Linked DNA regions of Homo sapiens: region 2 is linked to region 1. The links are chromatin loops, found by intact Hi-C in ENCODE. Cell type or tissue: PC-9. All regions are shown on one strand. Each heading gives the region's core, and the rest is flanking DNA. Links, peaks and the distances in the headings are about the cores only.

Region 1 (6,339 bases), core at 1,648-4,147:
TTTTTAGGAGCAACTTAGAAATAAGAGTAAATATAATTTCTTAATAAAACAATGTACTTAAGCACATAAGCTTCATTTAATAAATATGAATCTCCTTTATGTTCAGAAATTAAAGCTCTATGTTGTGGTTGTATATGTTTGTGTAGTTTCACCTCTGCTATCAGGTATGCCCCCTTTGTGGCTACTGATACAATAGCAAAAAAAATTTTTTTCTTCTTCAAAAGTTACCTGAATGGTCTCTGTGCTCTTTCATCATGGGGATTCTATGTCCCCAAGAAAACTTCAAATGGTAGGAGAAGGTATCAGTAAAGATGACTCTCACTGCGTCTATTGAATAGTTCAAATCCAATTCATCCATGCTTTTTTCATCAGGCCACCCCATGATTGTTCTTCCTGCCATGTGAAGAAAACAAAAGAAATAGTTAAGCAAGAAAATCTCTACCTGGCCATATTCAATTATGTTGAGGTTATTTTATGTTAAAGCTATTCCTTCCTAAAGGCAGTGCTGGGCCTAAATAAGACATGGAGGGGAGGGGGGTGGGAATTTCTGATGTTCTAGATAAAATCAGAAATTTATGGCAAACATTTGTATTGCAAATATAACTTACCCTTCCAAATAAATCATTTAAACAATGTATCATTCTGTTCTTACATTGCTATAAGAAAATACCGAGACTGGGTGATTTATAAAGAAAGAAGTTTAATTGACTCACAGTTCCCTATGACTGGGGAAGCCTCAGGAAACTTACAATCATAGCAGAAGGTACCTCTTTCCAGGGAGGCAGGAGAGAGAATGAGTGCAAGCAGGGGAAATGCCAGATGCTTATAAAACCATCAGATTTCATGAGAACTCACTCACTTTCATGAGAATAGCATGGGAGAAACCACCCCCATAATCCAATCACTTTCCACTAGGTCCCTCCCTTGACTCATGGGGATTGTGGGGATTATGGGGATTACAATTCAAGATAAAATTTTGGGTGGAGACACAGCCAAACCATATCAAACAATAATTTAACGCACAATGAATTTCAAAAAATTATTGCTATTGGAAATTCCAACGGTATTGGAAATAATCATTGGTATTGGTACTGGTATAAATATTGATATTGGAAATACCAATACATCAATTTAAATTCATATACAAACAAACCTATCTAAAGTTGGAATATATGCTGCAATTATAGTACACATCTTCATTTGGAAGTGATGTCAATGTAGCCAAATTTCCAAAGACAGAATAAAACTGTTGCATTTAGATAGTGTTTCCTTAAGAGACTTTGTTTATTCTAAAATATGTAGTGTAAATGGCTGACTGTTACTGATCTAACCCAGGCCATTTAACCCATATAAGCGCACCCTCCTGGTGCAATTCAGCAAGTTCTTTTGTCCTCGGTATTTCCTACAATCCAGCAGCTAGATCCAGAGGCTTAACCAGACTCAGGTCTAATCCTTTTTTGCCAGCCGATAGGTGTTGATGTGTTGTTTTATGAGAGGCTTATAATTTCTAGTTGTTTCTCTTTTTGAGATATTCCAGCTGTTGACCCTCAGTGCCTAGGTCCATTAATTCAATGGGAGTTTCAAAATGGTGATGTTTTATTTCTATCATTTCTTTTTCATCTACTAATATAAAACATTTATAAAATAATATTTTCTATTATCTATTTGGTTGTGCAATAGTTCACGTGGGATATGTGCTTGTATTTTCTCTTTATTTGCTATTTTCCATAATAAGAACTCATCACAATAGGCTGAGTATCTCTTATCACACACTCAAGACAAGAAGTATTTTGGGTTTCAATTTCTTTTTGGATTTTATAATATTTTCATACACATAATAAGAAATCTTGAGGATGCAACCCAAGTCTAAATGTGAAATTCATTTATGTTTCACATACACTTTATACACATTGCCTGAAGGCGATTTTATACTATATATATATATATATATATATATATATATATATATAAAATTTTATATATATAGAAAATTTTATATATATATATATAATTGTTGTTTGTTGGTTTGTGTTTTTGAGATGGACTTTCACTCTGTCACTGAGGCTGGAGTGCAGTGGCACGATCTCGGCTCACTGCAACCTTCACCTCCTGAGTGCAAGTGATTCTCCTGCCTCAGACTCCCAAGTAGCTGAGATTACAGGCACATGCCACCACACCCAGCTAATTTTTGTATTTTTAGTAGAGATGGGGTGTCACCATGTTGGCCAGGTTAGAACTCCTGACCTAAGATGATCCGCCCACCTCAGCCTCCCAAAGTGCTGGAATTACAGCACACTCAGCCTATACAATATTTTAAATGATTTTGTGCATAAAACAAAGTTTTTACTGCTTTTTCACTGTGACCGATCACATGAGGTGTATTGGTCTGTTTGCACACTGCTATAAAGACATAGCCAAGACTGGGTGATTTATAAAGGAAAGAGGTTTAATTGGCTCACAGTTCTGCATGGCTGGGTGAAGCAGGAAATATAAGAAAAACAAGTAAAGAGAAAACAAGTCCTTCCCTGACCAGGCTGACTCACTCCAAAGTGCAGCTGGAGCTATGATAACATTATCTGCAAGGCCAGGCAGGGGCCCCAGAGAAATGGATTCCAAGAGCAGGGAGGAGAAAAACAAGTTCTTATCAGTCTCTGCCTGAAATTCTCTCCCCATGCTATCATTCTTTGTTCTGCTCTTATAATTACTTTTGTAACTATTTCTGCAAGTTTGCAAGGATTTTGTAAGTTCCTGTTTTCCCATTTGTGCAGGATGGCAAAGGTCACAAGACATGCCTAAGTTGCAAAACCTGTCACAGTTTGATTAACTGCCTTTGTTCTGTTCTCACTTTCCCCATCCTGCAAATTTCACGCCACTGGCTAGCCACCCCACTTCAGTTGCATGAATAAAAGTCAAGCCCTGTCTTTGTTCGTGGCTCAGCCTCTGGATATTAATCTGCTGGGCCAGTGGCCACCTAAATAAAATCCTCCTGTTCCACCCATATGGTCTTTCTGGTCTCCTGATTCCTGCAACGTGGGGAGACCTCAGGACACTTACAATCATGGCAGATGGGGAAGCAGGCACCTTCACAATGTGGCAGGAGAGACAGGAAGCAAAGGGGGGAAAACCCCTTATAAAATCATTAGATCTTGTGAGAACTCACTATCATGAGAACAGCATGGGGGAAATTGCTCCCATGATCCAATCACTTCCCTCCCTCAAAACATGGAGATTACAGGTCCCTTCCTCCACATGTGGGGATTACAATTCAAGATGAGATTTGGGTGTGGACACAGAGTCAAACCTATCATGAGGTCAGGTGTGGAATATTCCACTTATGCATCATGTCAGGCTCAAAAGGCTTCAGATTTTGGAGCATTTCTGATTTTGGGTTTTAGAATTAGGGGTGCTCAACCTGTATCATCCTCTAACGGTAAAACGGTTAGTTATATTTTTCATTTAATAACTTGACGAAAGCATGGACTTACGCCACATTGGCTGCTGAGTTCTTTTGGCATAACCGATCAGGTCTTGATGGCTAGTCTCTAAGCTATCTGGAATGACAAGGTTCTTCACCTTGTAAATGTCCTGCCCTAGACCTTCTCTTCCATAGTGTGACTCCCAAGTTTTAAGGACACATGGGTGAGAGAATGAGACTATTCCATACTTACTTATTTGGTCTATCACACTTTACACATTTAACAGCTTCAATAGCATTCCAAAACTATACTAGTAATAAAATTTCTGAATATGGTTTCAGTTGCGATTCTCAAATTGGCCCTCTCTGCTTTCTGGTGGGTAATTATGAACTCTTAAAGAAGTTTCTTCAGGACCATCAGATACCTTATTGTTTCTCTTTGTTCTCTTCCTACACCCACAGGAAAAACCACGCCAATCTTGTGGCTTTTAGAGCTTTGTGTCCCACCCACATATATACTTTGTGGTACAAGGAAACATGTCACCTCTTTTCATTGTAAATATTGCCCATGGGTTTTCAAAATGATGTATAGTTTCTCTCTTAATATGTATGTATTTGAAAAATCATGCTGTCACTACAGTCCAATGTTTCCAGAATCTTTTCACAAACATACATTTAAATAACCCTGGACTATCTCATTTTGATATGTACAATTATGAAGATAACCCTTTTAATATGGAATTTCCTAAATGGGACACTAGTGAACAAACTACAAAAAATTTTGAGACTTGGAAGGAATATACGTTAATGTTGTTAATAAACTCTAGAAACTTGAACATTCAACATAATTTATGAAGGAAATCTCAAAATGAATTTGTGCCTTTTGCAAATAAGGAAATTACTATGAACAACCAGGGAACATACCTTTTAGGAATGGGGCTGAAGCCACTTTGTTCATTATCTCTTGGGTAGTTTTGGATTCAGGTGCAAATGCAATAACATAATTAGTATCATTAAAACTATCTACACGTCCCAGATCCATTGAAGACATTTGAGGAGTGTCATGAACTTGATGTAAATTGGAGAAAAATAGGTACAGAAACAGTACCAGAAGAAATGAAAAGAGCCATTCCTATATAGCAATAAGAGAAAAAGGAAACAAACTGGTAGATGTTATACCACAGATCAATCATCCACAAACAGTTTGAAATACTTAATTCTGTTATTTGGCTTGCATTCCATTTATTCTTTCTCCTAGTTTTTAAATATCCTGATTTTCTTTGTCCATTAATCTGCATATATTAAAATATGCACATTGTCTACCAAGACAGAATTGTAACATCAATTCCAGTTATAATTGAGAATCTAAGTTTACCACACTCTAGTGCAAGTGATAAAGCCTGTATTACTTTATGAATGGCCCAACAGTTTAGTCATGTTAAAATTTTAGTGACAGTGATAAATAAATAGTAGGTGATGTGGAATAGGTAACTAGCTTCCATCAACAGGAGCAAGATCATATCATATTTTTACCTTCTGTTGCTGGTATGTGGAAGAAGATAGTCCCAAAATGTTGCTCATAAAAAAACAAAGTTTTTTTGAATGTGGTCATCGTGACCACATTCGGGAATTGGAAATACAGCACAATGCAATTGAAACCCAGTGATAAGAACCTAGTTAATTATTTAGTTATGATACTACACATAAGTCCTTTTTAAAAGAGTTATATGTCATCTTCATCATATGATCCTTTTTTAGCTATGTGTGTTGGTCTATATCTGTTTCTATCTTAATAGAAAAATAAATATAATGTTTATATAAAAAAGAGCTAAAAGTTTAAAGGTAAAACATCTATGTAGGGCGGGATCACAACTTTTACATTTATATAATCTTTTCCCTATGCAGGAATTGTTGTATACTTTATTCCCTGCCTATCCAAGCATTCAATACATATTTGTTGCATGAACACACACACACACACACGAACACACACACACACACACACACACACACACACGTTCATAAGATCAGATGTTAATATAAGTTTTGAACTATGAGTATTCTATGGGTGATTTTATTATATTTTTCTGAGTTTACTAAATTTTTTGCACAAAGCACATCTAATCATTCTTATGATCAGAAGAAAATAAGTACTATTTTAATAGAAGTAAAAGATCACAATACTATTTTCCCATTTATTTACATGATTATTATTTCTTTCAAACTGACATTGTCTGTGTCTATAATGACATTGTGTAGAAGTGCTACAATTTGCCTTTTCATTGTTTGTTAGATTTTGGATTCCCTGCTTCTTTTTTACTTTGTCCCTGAACTTCTATACAAATGCGTTCATGAGATTCAAATGAGCTCAGCGGTTAAGAATTGTTATCTCTGAAGTATAAAGATATGGCTTTATTTTTCAAGGAGTTTCTGAATATGAATTTTTAAAAAAATGCCTCTAGTAAGACATAAAACAATAATACATAATGTAATTTGAAAAAATAAATTTTACCTGAACAAATAGCAAAGCCCAGAATTTGAAAAAAAATCTAGCTTGTTAATTAGACTACACATATGTGCAATGTTAAATAATGAAAATAAAGTGTTTATGTTGCCTGATAAAATACTTTTTCATCCTCTAAATATGAGAACACATAGACTCTGAAGCATACCAACAAGGTCTGTCTTTTCATTCTCCATTTTTTGAGACAGTTCTTGCAGAGAAGAGCCCATGTTTGCTGACCCACGCTCATGCGTCTCTTGCTCATTTTGACCTGTTTCCTTTAAAAAGACAGAAAAAAAATGAAGTACATGTGAAGGTCTAAAGTAGAAAACATTGTGCAATCAAACATAAAAGAAACATTGTAACAGCTGTTTCCAGTTGCATTCCTGGAGAAGAAGAAAGCCAAAAGGCTAAAATAAAA
Region 2 (6,339 bases), core at 2,568-5,067, 170 kb after region 1:
GGAATGTAAACTTGTACAACCACTATGGAAAACAGTACGGAGATTCCTTAAAGAGCTAAAAGTGGAACTACCCTTTGATCCAGCAATCCTACTACTAGTTATCCACCCAGAGGAAAAGAAATCACTACATGAAAAAGACACTTGCATATGAATGTTTATTGCAGCACAATTTGCAATTGCAAAAATAGGGAACCAGCTTTAAATAATGCCATTATTTCATTCCTTTTTAATGGCTGAGTAGTATCCTATGGTATATATATATCATATATATACATCATATATATGATATATATATATATATATATATATATATATATATATATATATATATACACACACACCACATTTTCTTTATCCACTCGTTGGTTGATAGCATCTAATGTTCATCAGAGATATTGGTGTGTAGTTTTCTTTTTTTGTTATGCCCTTTCCTGGTTTTGGTATTAGGGTGATCCTGGCTTCATAGAATGATTTAGGGAGGATTCCCTCTTTCTCTATCTTTTGAAATAGTGTCAATAGGATAGGTATCAATTCTTCTTTGAGTGTCTGACAGAATTCAGCTATGAATCCATCTGTTCCTGGACTCTTTGGGGGCGGGGGGGAATATTTTAATTACCATTTCAATCTCACTGCTTGTTATTGGTCTGTTCAGGGTTTCTATTTCTTCCTGGTTTATTCTAGAAGGGTTGCATATTTCCAGGAATTTATCCATCTCCTCTAGGTTTTCTAGTTTTTGCACATAAAGGTGTCCATAGTGGCCCTGAATGATCTTTTGTACTTCTGTGTTATCAGTTGTAATATCTCTCATTTCATTCCAAATTGAGCATATTTGGATCTTCTCTCTTTTCTTGGTGAATCTTGCTAATGGTCTATCAATTTTGTTCAACTTTTCAAAGAACCAGCTTTTTGTTTCATTTATTTTTTGTATTTTTTGTTTCAATTTCATTTAGTTCTGCTCTGATCTTGGGGATTTCTTTTCTTCTGCTGGGTTTGGGTTTGGTTTGTTTTTGTTTCTCCAGTTCCTTGAGGTGTGACCTTAGATTGTCTATTTGTGCTCTTTCAGACTTTTTGATGTAGGTATTTTATGCCATGAACTTTCTTTTTAGCACTGCTTTTTCTGTATCGCAGGGGTTTTGATAAGTTGTGTCACTATTATCATTAGGTTGAAAGAATTTTTAAATTTCCATTTTTATTTCATTGTTGACCGAACAATCATTCAGGAGCAGGTTATTTAATTTCTGTGTGTTTGCATGGTTCTGAGGGCTCCTTTTGGAGTTGATTTTCAATTTTGTTCCACTGTGGTCTGAGACAGTGCTTGATATAATGTTGATTTATTGAGACTTGTTTTGTTGCTTATCATATGGTCTATCTTGGAGAATGTTCCATGTGCTGATGAACAGAATGTATATTCTGCAGTTGTTGGGTAGAATATTCTGTAAATATTTGTTAAGTTCAGGGTATACTTTAAGACCATTGTTTCTTTGTTAACTTTCTATCTTGATGACCTGTTCAGTGCTGTCAGTGGAGTATCGAAGTCCCCCACTATTATCGTGTTGCCATTTATCTCATTTCTTAGGTCTAGTAGTAATTGCTTTTATAAATTTGAGAGCTCCAGTATTAGGTGCACACAGATTTAGGACTGTGACATTTTCCTGTTGGACTAGTCCTTTTATTATTATATAATGTCCCTCTTTGTCTTTTTAACTGTTGTTGCTTTAAAGTCTTTTTGTCTGATATAAGAATAGCTACTCCTGTGTCCATTTGCATGGAATATCTATTCCCACCCCTTTACCTTAAGTTTATGTGAGTCCTTATGTGTTGGGTGAGTCTCTTGAAGACAGCAGATACTTGGTTGGTGAATTTTTATTCATTCTGCTATTCTGTATCTTTTAAGTGGCACATTTAGGCCATTTACATTCAATGTGGGTATTGAGATGTGAGGTACTATGCTATTCATCATGCTGGTTTTCTAGAATGCTGGTTATGCTAGCAGTGAAGTTGCCACGTGGACAGACTCAGGACCTCTGGTTAGCCAGGGTGTTGCAAGTGGTAGAATTATCTGTTGTTTTCTCCTTCTTTGGTGCAGGATTGTTCTGTTATGACTTTGTGTAATGGCTTGAGTTCATTGGCCTCCAACCAGGAGGTGGAACTTTCAAGACAGCACCAGCTGCTGTAGCGCCCTACAGTGGCCAGGATAAGTACTCTGGTTTCTCAGGCTATGGGTGGGGCCATAGAGCTCCCAAGAGTTTGTGTCTTTTGTCTTTAGCTACCAGCGGTGGGGAGAATAAAAACAATCAGGTGGGGGCAGGGTTAGGCATGTCTGAGCTCAGACTTTCCTTGGGTGGGGCTTGCTGTGACCACTGTGGGCGACAGGTTTGCGGGTGGGGGGAGGGTCGTTCTCAGACCAACGGTGTTATGTTCCCAGGGGAATTATGGCTACTTCTGCTGCATCATACAGATAGCCAGGAAAGTGGGGGAAAGCCAGGAGTGACAGGCCTCACCCAGCTCCCACACAGTCAGCAAGGCCAGTCTCACTCCCACTGTGCCCCCACAACAGCACTGAGTTTATATTCAGGCATCCAGTGAGCAAGGCTGAGATCTTGCCCCAGGCTATAAGCCTCCCTGCTGAGAAAGCAAGCAGGGCTCTCGGGCCTGGCTGGGCCCTCCCCATCTGCCCACACCTTTGGCTGTTGCTTCTGCGCTAGTACCTACATTTCCTGTTCAACCCCCTAACCAACCCCCACCCTGGCCCCTTCCGATTCTGCTCAGGAAAATTCATGCTCAAAGTTATTACAAAATTCAGCTAGGAGCTTCCTTCACTCTGTGGCCCCTCCCCTATTTTATTACCTTTAATAACATTATAGAAAGCATTCTTATTGGGCTGATGTTTCGACAAAAGGGAGAGAATAAGAAATAATCCATTAACTTCATATTGTGTTTCCTTCTTCATATTTTTGAGATTCGGAAGAACAACTATACTTGAGCCAAATATTAACAAGAACCAATTAATGAACTATTTTACATAAGTGAGTTCAATTTAGGCACTAAAAAGCATCATTATTCAATAGGTGATTTAAGTGTTTTCCTCCCTCTCTCAAACTAAAACACATACCGACACACATACATCCTACCTTTACGAAAGACAAAAACCAAAATAAATACAGTTCTTTTTAATTAAAATGATTTTTAAAAATGATTCAGTTCGGCCGGGCGCGGTGGCTCACGCCTGTAATCCCAGCACTTTGGGAGGCCGAGGCGGGCGGATCACGAGGTCAGGAGATCGAGACCATCCCGGCTAAAACGGTGAAACCCCGTCTCTACTAAAAATACAAAAAATTAGCTGGGCGTAGTGGCGGGCGCCTGTAGTCCCAGCTACTTGGGAGGCTGAGGCAGGAGAATGGCGTGAACCCGGGAGGCGGAGCTTGCAGTGAGCCGAGATCCCGCCACTGCACTCCAGCCTGGGCGACAGAGCGAGACTCCGTCTCAAAAAAAAAAAAAATGATTCAGTTCATACCTTTAAATAGTAAAATGGAAATGAGGAAATTCTATTGTTTTGAAATTTTTTCTTCTCTACTATCAGAAATGCTTCTTAAGTTACAAATAAACAGATATTAATACATGTTTTAAGAAACAGAATTGCTTTAAATTTAACTTTAACCACACTATTAACTTACCAGGTAAAACTCGCTCAAAATATAATGTGAATATCAAATAGAAAAGAGTATCAAATGCCAAAATGAAAAAAGTGGCTATCATTTTGTATGAATCCCCAGAGGGATCAGGAAAAATAACACCACTTAAGTAATTATCCAGGTGTGTAATCTGAGATTTAAAAGAAAAAATAAAATGTTAGATGAACTTATAAAACTAAATAAAACAATTTTTTTTAAAAAATAGTGGTACCTAGAGATATGTAATTAATATTTTAATACCTTTTCAAATATGCATAGTAAATGTGCTATTAGTATTGTTGCTTTTTAAAAAATGTAAGTATTCTCACAAAATTTTAAAATGCTATATATGAAAGTAAAACAAAAAAGAGAAATTAACTGCATCATTAATCATGGGTATTTTAACAAAGAAAATATGGAGAAGTGGACAAGCAACCAAATATAACATACTTTGGGAAGGAAAACTTGAAGTGGGCAACATAATTAGAGCCCATTTAAAGAAACATAAAAATTCTAAGTATAAGATATTGCAGAAACATTCAATTATTAAATAAGTACTGAAGACTTGAAGAAAAAACTAGAAAGATAATAATGATAACAGTTAACATTTAGATAGTATGTATCTGGCTCTGTACTAGTGCTATATGTATATAATAGCACAATTAATCCTAAAAATTTACCCCCATGAGGTGGGTTCTACTGACATCCTCATTCTGCAGAAGACAGGCTAAAGAGATTAAGTGACTTGCCCAGTGTCACCAGCTGGTAGGCAACAGAGATGAGACCCTTATCCATGCCATCTGGCTTCACTCGTTATTCATAACCTCACATTTTACTGCCTCTTTAAAGGGGGACACAAACCAGATATTTCTCAGTGGTCAGATAATGGGCAATTATTTTTCTTCTTTAAATTTGCTAGGATTTTACAAATGATCTGCCTGCTTTGTTTATCCATTTGATAAAACTTTTTTGTTGTTCTTATTTAGTTTCTCAACAGCAGAATTTCTTAAAACACAGAGTGGCTGATTATTAAATTTCATGAGGCACCAAATTCTTGAATAAGAACATATTTTGAAAATCTAATAATAAAATCTTGAAATAATTATGTTCTTACCTGGGCCATTCCAGCAGTGAAGGCAAAAGGGCTAAGAAGACTTAATACCCATCCCAAAGATAAAGGAAGTTGTCTATATAACACAGTGAATCCCAGACATCCCCAAAATACAGTGAAGAGAAATCCAGCCAAACCAGCGAGCATAGGTTTCCTTATTAAAACACTCATGAGGAAAGCCAATGCTATCTGAAGGAAGAAAGAGGTCTGATTGGTATATTTTTCCTTGAAGATTCATAAATAGCAATATTCATCGATTTCTCACATTGTCAAAAATTTTCTCAAAACATATAGAAAATAGGATAGAAAATATAGTGATTACACTAATATCCCAAAGAAACATTATTTGCTCATGTATCTGTAATCTGAAACAGGTTAAGAGGTAATATGCTTTTACCAACTCACCAAAGAAAGGCCATATAAGCTATAGAGTGTGAATATCACCATGAAGCCAGTATGAAATACAATTGGGATTGATGTTATGACCAGAGCCATAAAAATGGACATAATGAAGATGAAGCAAATGTATGTCAATCCCCAGGAGAGCCTATAGTAGAAACAAGGTGTTAGTTCAACTGTCACAAACATAAATGTTTGGAGAGGTAATGTGCGAAATGGTTAAGAGTAAAAGCTCTGAAATCAGGACTAAATTTATTCTAAATGGGTGGCCATACACATTTTGTGACTATTAGCAAGTTATTTATCTTCTCTCACTCTCATCTGTAAAATGGAGTTTTTCATGGTAGCTATTCATATGGTTGTTCTGAGAAATAAATGAGATAATGCTTTTGAAGATGTTAGTTTAGCATGTGGCACAGAAAGTAGCCATTACTATAATTACCTCTATAGCTGTAGAACAAATTTTATATTTAATATAATTAAATATACTTTTATTCTTTCAGTTAAATGACTATATAAAATGTCAGTGGAAAAACAACGACAATCTCCCCTTTAAACTTCCTTATACTAAAGCTTTCTAAGGTATACCATTCTTCTGAATGTTTAACAGAAATCTTTCCAATTTAAGTAAAGCTCATTTCATTTTTTATCCTTGTATGGCTATGGACATTAGACAATGTATTATTTTTAAGAATCAGAATACCATAGTGCTATTAAGAAATGTGAAACTAAAATAAAAGGAAAGGTATTATGATGCCAGGCACGGTGGCTCACGCCTGTAATCCCAGCACTTTGGGAGGTTGAGGCAGGTGGATTGCCTGAGTCAGGAGTTCGAGAACAGCCTGGCCAACATAGTAAAACCCCATCTCTACTAAAAATACAAAAAATTAGCTGGGTGAGGTGGCGGGCACCTGTAATCCCAACTACTAGGGAGGCTGAGGCAGGAGAATCACTTGAACCCCAGAAGTGGAGGTTGCAGTGAGACAAGATCGTGCCATTGCACTCCAGCCTGGGCAACAAGAGCGAAACTCCATCTCAAAAAAAGAAAAAAAAAAAAGGTATCATGATGATTATAGTTGTATAACTGTGATTGAATGTCGGAGTAGCCAAAACATTGTTGCTTTTGAAAATCTCTGGAAGTAGATGGAAAGGTATGTT

What was found. A loop is a pair of places that touch in the nucleus more often than their neighbours do. Peaks named below come from ENCODE experiments on the same cell type or tissue, not always from the same donor. Only the 100,000 strongest peaks of a DNase experiment are listed, where the experiment ranks them.
Region 2: it touches region 1 in a loop (2.2-fold over the local background); 2 of 110 quality-filtered maps call a loop at or near these places.

What each region holds. Positions count from the first base shown.
Region 1 is chr17:69,044,944-69,051,282 of GRCh38, forward strand. ABCA9 (ATP binding cassette subfamily A member 9) reads right to left here. Exons shown (of 39, transcript NM_080283.4): 2 at 6,088-6,196; 3 at 4,340-4,547; 4 at 229-393. The coding sequence starts at 6,183. Among named protein-coding and RNA genes, the nearest start is that of ABCA9, 13 kb to the right of the region's middle. In PC-9, for the core only: no CTCF peak of the experiment used is centred there; a DNase peak (open chromatin) is centred at 2,608; H3K4me3 peaks cover 453 bases; H3K27ac peaks cover 1,114 bases.
Region 2 is chr17:69,211,030-69,217,368 of GRCh38, forward strand. It overlaps ABCA10 (ATP binding cassette subfamily A member 10), which reads right to left. Exons shown (of 39, transcript NM_001377321.1): 7 at 5,188-5,329; 8 at 4,786-4,971; 9 at 3,675-3,822. Among named protein-coding and RNA genes, the nearest start is that of ABCA10, 15 kb to the right of the region's middle. RefSeq lists an enhancer at 1,952-2,872. In PC-9, for the core only: no CTCF peak of the experiment used is centred there; no DNase peak of the experiment used is centred there.